Regions from separate parts of the Homo sapiens genome. Here region 2 is linked to region 1. Evidence: chromatin contacts called from ENCODE Hi-C data. All regions are on one chromosome and are shown on one strand. Each heading gives the region's core, a stretch centred on a gene start or an enhancer-like site at or near the end of the contact. The rest is flanking DNA. Distances are from core to core; before and after follow the strand shown.

Region 1 (4,717 bases), core at 1,092-3,591:
TGGGTCCTATCTCTGCAATCACCTTCCTGAGCTTACCCTATTGGGGCCTCAATTTCCTTATCTGTAATATGGGGATTCTAATAGTGCCTACCTCATTGTACTGTCATGAAGATGAAATGATTTACTACACATAATATGTGGCTGTGATTGCATACATTAAGAGCTATTAATATATAAGGGCTTGTTACTGTTATGATCCCAGAGCCCCCTTTCCCACAGCTCCTCCCTTTCTCTAGTACATTTTTCTTCCACAGTTCCTCTTAACCGCATGTGTCCCTCAAGTTCTATCCTCAGCCTTCTCTCTAGCAATGCCCACTTTGTGGATTCATTATTTCTCCAGGTTCCAAGTATCTTCCCCATACTGGTGACTCTCCAGTCAGTATCTGTGGCCTGGGCCCCTAACATAGACTGCTGTCTCCCTTTTCTGCTCAGGTGTGTCACTGTCGTCTGAAATCAAACATGTCCTCGATGGAACTCAACATCTTCCCCTTTAAGCTGGATCCTCATTCCCTCACCCACTTATGATAGCTTCCAGTCTCCAACTCTCCCTCTCTCCTCCTTTTCCCAATATCCAATTTACTAGCAAACCCTGTTGCTCTTCCATTAACTTTACTCTGATCCACGCCTTCCACTGCATTCCCACCTGCCCCCACCATCCAGGCCATCCTTACCAGCACAAACCATTACCCAGCTTCACAGCAGATGTTCCCTGGATTAAGGGAAGTGCTTCTCCGCTGGGTAGAATTGACGTTCTGAGTGGAAGAGGTTTCAATGTAGGAGAGCAAGAGGCAGCCCTGCTGAGAGGCTAGACTCCTGTACGGTGCAGTCAGCACTACAGGCTGTTAGCACTGAGAGCCAGCTGGACACCCTGCGCCCCGGTCCTGAGATTAGGACACACACTCATGCACACACTCTCTCACAAACACACTCATGCGCACGCACACACACATTCATGCATGCACACACAAACTCATGCATGCTCACACACACTCATGCACACACGTGCACACTCACACGCACACTCACCCACTCGTGCACACACACTCATGCACACACACTCACACATGCACATTAATGAACACTCACATGCACGCGCACACACATCCACTCTCATGCACACACACACACGCACGCGCACACACACATGCACATTCATAAACACACACTCTCACACACATACACTCACACACACTCACATGTCCAGGTGGCCTCTGTTTGGGGATGGGGGCATCATTAGCCCAGCTGAAGATCACAGAGCCTCTTCCAAATCGAACCCATCCCAGACAAAGCTTCTCAAACACAGATGGCTCAAGCTTCCTCCACGCTCTCTCCCTTCCTACCTGCCTCCTTCATCACCTCTTCTTCTCAAGGTGGCCATAACCTTCCCGCCCTCAATTCTCTACTTCCATTCTTACCCTCTCCCTCCACCCTCAATTCTCCACTTCCTCTCTTACCCCTGCCCCAGGCCTCCAGGTGCTTCTGCTCCTTTGGCTCCTTGTTGCCTGACAGGCCTCCCAGCACTTGCTATTTGTACCCTATTCATCCTCCCAGCCTGGTTTGTCCTTTCCCTGACTGCACCGTCAAACTCCCAGGCCTACTCTAAACACCTTAGAATCAGTTCCACCGGGTCTGTCTCTTTGTTACTCTCTCTGATTCTAGTGTATCATCTTGGCAGCTGAACTGGACATTCAGTTTGTTGAGGACAGAGGCCATCCCAGGCTTTCACTTCCAGGGCCTGGCACAGGGAAAGGTAGCAGCCTCCTAGGTGATGCCACTTGGTAGATTTCAAAGTTCCTGATCAAAACCTGGCCTCTTAGTCCCTGCCCACTGCCAGCCTGGGATGAATTCCTGCAGAAAGATTTTAACAACCAGAACAGAATTGTAGCCAGGGAAAACTTCAGCCTCTCAACAGCTTTTTCACTGGGCATCAAAAATAAAAAAGGGTTGGTCCCAGCAGGTGACAAGCTCATCACTGGAGAGAGATGACCTGTCTGTGCCAAGCACTGATTCATTAGCACAATAGAGGTTGATGTTGAAGCTGGCCTGTGTGTGTTTCTTCCTCTCCATAAGCCCTGCCATTGACTCACACTCATCATCAACACAACACGACAGCGAAGCTAAGCAGCATAGCTGGTGTCTTTACCTTCTTCTGCTTGGTGCAGGTCACTGCTGTCTTTTAAGTCTTCATCCACCCAGGGGCGAGCTTCGGCCCTGGTTCTAGGCTCCCCCTTCTTTTTCTCCATGCTTCTGTCGGCATTTTTAAAGATCCACACAACCAAAATGCAGAGAATGGCTACCAAGATGGGAGTCAGGAAATACATGGTCTGGAGTCTGACGTCACAGGCGTGCACACTTCCCACACCGGTTTTTAAACACACAGAGACAGGAGTGGAGAATGCCGGGAGATAGAAGGAATGCAGACACAGGTGTGCCAGGGAAGGAACAAAGTGCAGAACTCTTCAACTCTGTGAGGACTTTGCAAAGGAGCAAAGATCACAGTCACATGTGTGGGGTGTTGTGGCTTTGGTTATACACCAGTCCATTAACTTTTTAAAAGTATGTACTCTGTCGATATATTCTTAGACAACAATTGCCAGAATCTGAGTAAGAACTTGCATGTGCTAGATCTAGCTAGATCACCTGAAGAACTTGTTTTTGTTTTTGTTTTTTTTAAATAGATTTCCACACACCAACTCAGATCTGCTGGAAGAAAATGTTCAGGAAAGAGGTTTGGCACCATGCATTTTAAATGGCATATTTGTGAAAACAGCCCTAGGGTTTTGATTTTTTTTTTATGATACCTGAGCCAATATATGGAGTAAAGAGAATATCATGTTTTGCATCAGAGAAAAACTTTGATCCAGGAAAAGTGACACAAAAAATTAAAGTGACAACTTGATTATGTAATTACTTCAGTAGGGCTTTTTATGTGTTAGTTTGTCTGTCTGTTTTAGAAAGTGCCTTAGTCAGTTATGGCTGAAATAACAAAAATACTATGGACCGGGTGGCTTAAACAATATAAATTTATTTCTCAGCCAGGTATGGTGGCTCATGCCTATAATCCCGGCACTTTGGGAGGCTGAGAGGGGCAGATCACTTGAGGTCAGGAGTTCGAGACCAGCCTGGCCAACATGATGAAACCCCATCTCTACTAAAAATACAAAAATTAGTTGGGCCTGGTGGTACATGCCTGCAAACACAGCTACTCAGGAGGCTGAGGCAGGAAAATAGCTCCACCCAGGAGGTGGAGGTTGCAGTGAGCCGAAATTGTGCCATTGCACTCCAGCCTGGGCGACAAGAGTGAAAGTTCCTCTAAAAAAAAAAAAAGAAAGAAAGAAGAAGAAGAAGAAAAAGAAAAGAAAAGAAAGAAAGAAAGAAAGAAAGAAAGAAAGAAAGAAAGAAAGAAAGAAAGAAATTTATTTATCATTTATTTATCATAGTTCTGGAGGTTGAGAAGTCCATAATTAAGGTGCTGGCAAATCAGCTCCTGGTGAGGGCTCCCCTCCTGGTTTGCCAACAGGTGCCTTCTTGCTGTAACCTCACACAGTGGATGGTGGAAACAGATCATCTCTATCATCTTTTTTCTTATAAGGCCACTAATCTCATTAATGAGGGCTCCACTCTCATCACCTGTTCACCTCCCAAAGGCCCAACCTCCAAATACCATTGTACTGGGGCTTAGGGCTCCAACACATGAATTTTGCCAAGACATATTCAGTCTTTAGCATCAAGGTGCAAACGTATGTATAACATGATGCCATTTGAATAAAACAGAGTGGAAAATATGATACATTTATACAAACTTATATATGTATTTCCTGGAAAAGCATACTCTAAGGAGCGGTTATATCAGGAATTCTCTTTATTAATTTTGCAATTTCTTGTGAGTCTATATTATTTCAAAATAAACAGTGAAAAAAACAGTGGTTACTTGTTTTGGAGGGAGTGTGGAAACTGGATAGATGGGGGACAAGGGTGAGAGAATTTCTACTGAATACTATTCCATAATTTAAGTATTTTGAGCTGTTGTAAATATATTATCTATTTAAAAAATTGAATATGTGTTATTTATTTCAATACTCATTTTGATGGTTTTATTGTATCATATATTGTAATACTCCTTTTTGTGATAGACAGTTGTTTTTTAAGATGTATATCATATTGGTTCTCTAACTCCAGAGAACTCTGTAGAAGATAATAAACAAAGTTTATTATGGAAGCACTGGCCTCCACAGACCATTGAATTTGGTGGTGCTGCCTGCCATGCCGACAGCTTTTGTACAGGAAAGTGCCCTCCCTGTGCCTGCTGAAAGGGTGTCAGAGGGGACATGTCCAGTCCATGTGATCCAACCCCACGCAGGCAGCTGAAAATGGCAGAGCCTGTGTTGGGGCCCAGCTTCTCTTTACATCCCACTAAAAACACAGAATAAAGAAACCACTCCATAGCAAGAGAAGAGCAAGACAAATGTGCAGAGAGAAGCAAGGCCTGCAAGGCAGCAATGCCTCACAGCTCAGGGGAAGGACAAGGTGAGGGCCATGGGTGGCAACTGCCTCTGCTCCTAGGAGGTCCCAGGCCTGCCTCGGTTTCAGCCCATGTGTCTCCTTACCTTCGAAGAATCAGAAAGATCCTCGGTGCCTGTAACTACAAAAGCACAATTCATATCAGTGTCAGGAACAGGATTAAGCCCAGGAAAAATGGGGTGGTGGGAATTGGTTT
Region 2 (4,717 bases), core at 691-3,190, 870 kb before region 1:
CAGCCCAAAAGAGACTAGGGCAGCTAAGGAGGTCAAGGCAATTAGGTCATGGTTGTAGGTTCCTTTTTTTTTTTTTTTTTGCATATTGTAAACATCTACACCTCCTGCGATAACTCACGTACTCTATCCTCAAATTTGACATACCGCAAATTTAACTATTAAACATGGTTATCCACATCTTTCTACAAGGTATCACAAGGGTACCTTTGTGATACAAGGGTATCACAAAATCAGTAGAGTGAAGCCTTGCTAATGAACACATGCGCTGGAAAATAGATCTAAAATACCACGACCAGAACAAGCCACAGTCTTGGCGGCTGTCCTGGCCCACAAGAAATATTCCAGCCTTGAAGACTGAAGCCGATAAAATGCAGTCGTTTCAGCACTGCGTCCAGGGAAGAGTACCCGGAATGCTCGTTACACTGACCCCATCCTTTGAGAACTTCTAGCCACTCTAGCGTGTGTTTGGCCAACTGAGTCTGCAGGCAAAGCGCTGAGCGAACGCGAGGGCGCTGGCTGGTTTGCGAAACCTGTCATTCCTTCTGGAAACGCAGCGCCTGCCCAGGTTTTTCCTGGCTCTGAGCGAGCTACACCCCAGGCTTTCTCTGCCTCGGGAAGGCGGTGCCTGCTCGGGCCGCTGCCGCAGGAGGACTGGGTACCAAACCCGCTCGCTCCAGGCACCGCTGGCATCCAGGGCGGTACGCGACGGGGAACCCGAGGGTGGCTGGGCTCCCCGGCGGGCTCCACCACGAGTCCTGGCCTCACAGCTGACTTTCCGCATCTCGGAGCTCCGGAGGCCCGGCCCGGGGTCCATTCTCCACGGATCCCCCTCCGCGCAGCTCCTCCGCCTCGGGCTGCATGGCTCCCACCGGAAGAGTGCGCAGAAAGGCTCAGCCGCCGTGGGCAGGGCGCGGGTTTTATTATTGCGCATGGCGCAGTCGCCTCCCCTGGAGACCCGCGACAAAGATGCAAGCCCCCCGCCGCGCTCGCCGCTGCTCTGGCCCCGCCCCGGCGCGAAAGACCCTGAAAAGCCTCCAAAGAGGGGTTCGCACTCCTGAGTTTGCAGATGCGGCTGGATGGGCTGGGAAGTTCTCTCGGCGGAAATCGGAGGGACCCCCCCACCCCCACCCCCACCCCCAAAGACCCGCGCCTCCCGGCGCAGGTGGCCCGGCACGCCCGTACCTTGGTGGCGGGGTCCGAGGCAGCGATGGCGGGGTCCGCGGTGGTGTCTGGCGCCGCCTCGGCCGAGGGGCCGCCGCCGCTGGGCTCGGGCTCAGCCGGCGTGGAGCTCCCCTCGGGCGGCTGCTCCGGGCTGCGCTGCTCGGTGGAGCTCCCGGCGCCCATGGCTCCTCCGCACTTCTCCCGCGCCTAGCCGCCGGGTTACGCCTTCCCCAAGCCGCAGGGACAGGGGCAAGAGCCAAAAGACGCGCGCCCGCGAGGTCCCGAGAGCGCCTTCCTTCGCCGCCAGCCGACTGCGAACGCGCCCAGCCTGCGAATGAAGGAGACGCGCTCGCGGCAAACTCCTTAAAAGAAAAGGAAAAAAAAAAAAAGGCCACCTCTTAGCCTCCGCCCCCCTCCCCCCGGTTTTTCCCTCGCTTCATCACATGAGCACAGCCCCAGACACGCCCTGCAGCAGCATCTGCCCCCAGGCTGCCGGGACCAGAGGCGCTGCGACGCGCCAGCCCAGGTCCAGGCAGCCGCCCACCCGGCCCTCGGGCGCCTCCCGTTTCTAACAGGGCGACTAGAGCTGCGGGGACGACCCAGGGCCTCAGAAGGCAAGAGAGCAGGGGAGCAAAAAGCCTGCCGGGGACACTGGATTCTCTGGGGTTTATTAAATGATGGATCACCCAAGGCAGGAGCTTCTGCTGCAGCCGACTTTCAGCTCGCCCAGGAGCGAGTCCGAGTCCCCATTTGCTTTCCTGCAGATTGTGTTTAACTCCAAACATTTGTTCCAGCCTCCTCCCCATTAGCAGGAGAAAGGCAAGCGCTCCCTGGCTCCTCCTGAGTCCGACCATATTTGGGCACCTCACGTGGCAAGAGCAGGGAACCGAGAGGTTAACGCAGTCAGGCCACGGATGAGGTGGGCCACGCAGGCCCACGCTCTCCTATCCTCCGGAACAAGTGATGTCAGGCGATGCCATCAGCAGTGCTAGCCGCCCCCCTTCCCCCGGGGAACGGGGGGAAATGAGGCTGTTACCGGAAATGTGCCCGTCCTTCTTTGAGGGCCTGTGCTGGAAGTTACCCATCCAGGCCACCTCTGCTCCGCGCGATGCCGACACATGACAGCATAGATCTGTTCCTTTGCCGTCAGCCTTTCTCAAAAGATGAAGACTTTAAATAATACCAGCACAAGTGGCTTGCATCCTTTCATTTCCGACCCTTGAATATAATATGTATTACATGAGCATGGCAGCCAATCAATAAGTATTTGAACTAAATTAAATTTGTAGCTGGATTGCTTGGCGCAAAGCATTAAGGCTTTGGGGCTGAAAGACAAAATTTATTCCAGTTGTAACTAGCAACCGAGTGCCCCAGTTTTCACAAATACTTTGAATCTCCATTAAGAATGAAGAAACCAGCCTGGTTAACATAGCGAGACCTTGTCTCTACAAAAAATAAAAAAATTAGCCAGGCGCAGTGGTGCACCTGTAGTCCTAGCTACTCAGGAGGCTGGGGACGCTGGGGTAGAAGGATGACTTCAGCCCAGGAATTCGAGGCTGCAGTGAGCTATGACTGTGCCTCTGCACTCCATCCTAGTCGACAGAGCAAGATTCTGTCAAAAAAAAAAAAGAAAGAAAGAAGGAAGAAACTTTCGGAATATTCACACCAAATTCCAGATAAATATCTCATACTCAGATTTAGTACAATTTTGTAGAAAGGGTGTAAGCAGTAGTTCAGCACTAGGATGTTTCATGCCTAATGAATTGCATGAATCGAATGGTACCCTGGGAACCATAGGTTAGTTACTCACCATCAAATTTGTTTTCTGAATTAATTTTTTTTCTTTTTCTTTTTTTGAGACAAGGTCTCGCTGTGTTGCCCAGGCTAGTGTTGAACTCCTGAGCTCAAGCGATCCTCCTGCCTTGGCCTCTCAAAGTGCTGGGATTATAGGTGTGAACCACCACACTGGGCCTGTTTTCTGAATTAATTATTTTTATTTAAAGGACTACACGAAGGCCAATTTCTCTGGAGTTTATCTCTTAAGAAACAGTATATTTGCAAAATGCTTAGTTTTAGGAATTTATACACATTTCCCCCATTTTGACTTAAATTTTGACTATTTAGGAAACATTAGAATTCTTACTCTGTACCAGGCACTGTTCAATGCACTTTACATAATAATCTTTACAATAACCCCATGGGATAGATAGTATTATTCTCATTTTACCATTGGCAGGAGGGGGAGGAGTAGGCCCGGAGAAATTAAATTGTGTGCTTCAGGTTTCACAGCCAGGAGTTGGAAGAGCAGGAAGTCCAACTGGCATCTGCTTTCAGGGTCCACGCTTCACCACCGCATGGCACTCCCCTTCCCTTTCAATCAACTGTGTTCTCTCCTCTCAGAGGTGTTACTGAAACGTGGCATTTGGACCTCACTTAGGATTTTAAGAGCAAAAAGCACTGTTAAAACCTACTTGAGGCCAGGTGTGGTGGCTTACACCTGTAATCCCAGCACTTTGGGAGGCCGAGGTGGGTGGATCACCTGAGGACAGTAGTTCAAGACCAGCCTGGGCAACATGGTGAAACCCCGTCTCTACTAAAAGTACAAAAATTAGCCAGGCATGGTGGCGCGTGTCTGTAATCCCAGCTACTCAGGAGGCCAAGACACGAGAACTGCTTGAACCTGGGAGGTGGAGGTTGCAGTGAGCTGAGATCATGCCATTGCACGCCAGCCTGGATGACAGATTAAGACTCCGTCCCAAAAAAAAAAAAAGAAGAAGAAAAAAAAAACTATTTGAGAATGATTAACGTCAGCACATTTGAAAATGTATCAGTAAGTAGCACAAATACTATCAACATTTTCACATTCTGTGAGATTATATTTACTTTGTTCCTGGGAAATTCTTAGCAAAGCTTTTCACATCTACTACCCTTTAAATTTTCAGAAAGGATTGCAGGGTCAAGCCAACAGTGTACAACCTACGTGCTGAGGAAGATATCAGCATCTGCTTAGATTAGCAGTTACTTGCTTTTTGTTTATTTTCCAGGCCATGTAAATGTTCATACTCTTATTTGTAAAAAGTAAAATCATTGCGCTGGGCGCGGTGGCTCACGCCTGTAATCCCAGCACTTTGGGAGGTTGAAGTGGAAGGATTGCTTGACACCAGGGGTTCAAGACCAGCCTGGGCAACACAGTGAAACTCCCATCTCTACAAAAAATAAAAAAAAATTTAGCCAGGAGTGGTGGTGCATGCCTGTAGTCCTAGCTACTTGGGAGGCTGAGGCGGGAGGATCACTTGAGCCCAGGAGTTCCAGACTGCAGCCTGGATGACATAGTGAGACCCTGTCTCAAAAAAAAAAAAGAGAAGAAAAGAAAAGTGGTTGTGTTATTAATGACCTCTAGCGATGAAATAGCCCAACCTTTTGGGTATGCCACTTAGTGCTTCAGAATGCTACAAAGTTTGTTACTTTTTTTACTTTTCTTTCTTTCTTTCTTTTTCTTTCTTTCCTTCTTCTCTGTTCTTTCTTTCTTTTTCTTTCTTTCCTTCTTCTCTTTCTT

Evidence for each region. Hi-C counts contacts between places; a loop is a spot of excess contacts on that map.
Region 2: a loop to region 1 is called in a map of HepG2, with 7 times the contacts of the local background. The contact joins the promoter of AKAP12 here to the promoter of IYD in region 1. A Hi-C loop is called at or near these places in 1 of 168 maps with a recorded cell type or tissue (HepG2).

What each region holds. Positions count from the first base shown.
Region 1 is chr6:150,366,636-150,371,352 of GRCh38, reverse strand. It overlaps IYD (iodotyrosine deiodinase), which reads right to left and starts at 2,341. Exons shown (of 5, transcript NM_203395.3): 1 at 2,144-2,341. The coding sequence starts at 2,321.
Region 2 is chr6:151,237,190-151,241,906 of GRCh38, reverse strand. It overlaps AKAP12 (A-kinase anchoring protein 12), which reads right to left and starts at 1,940. Exons shown (of 5, transcript NM_005100.4): 1 at 1,848-1,940; 2 at 1,183-1,523. The coding sequence starts at 1,344. RefSeq lists enhancers at 973-1,550, 1,628-2,137.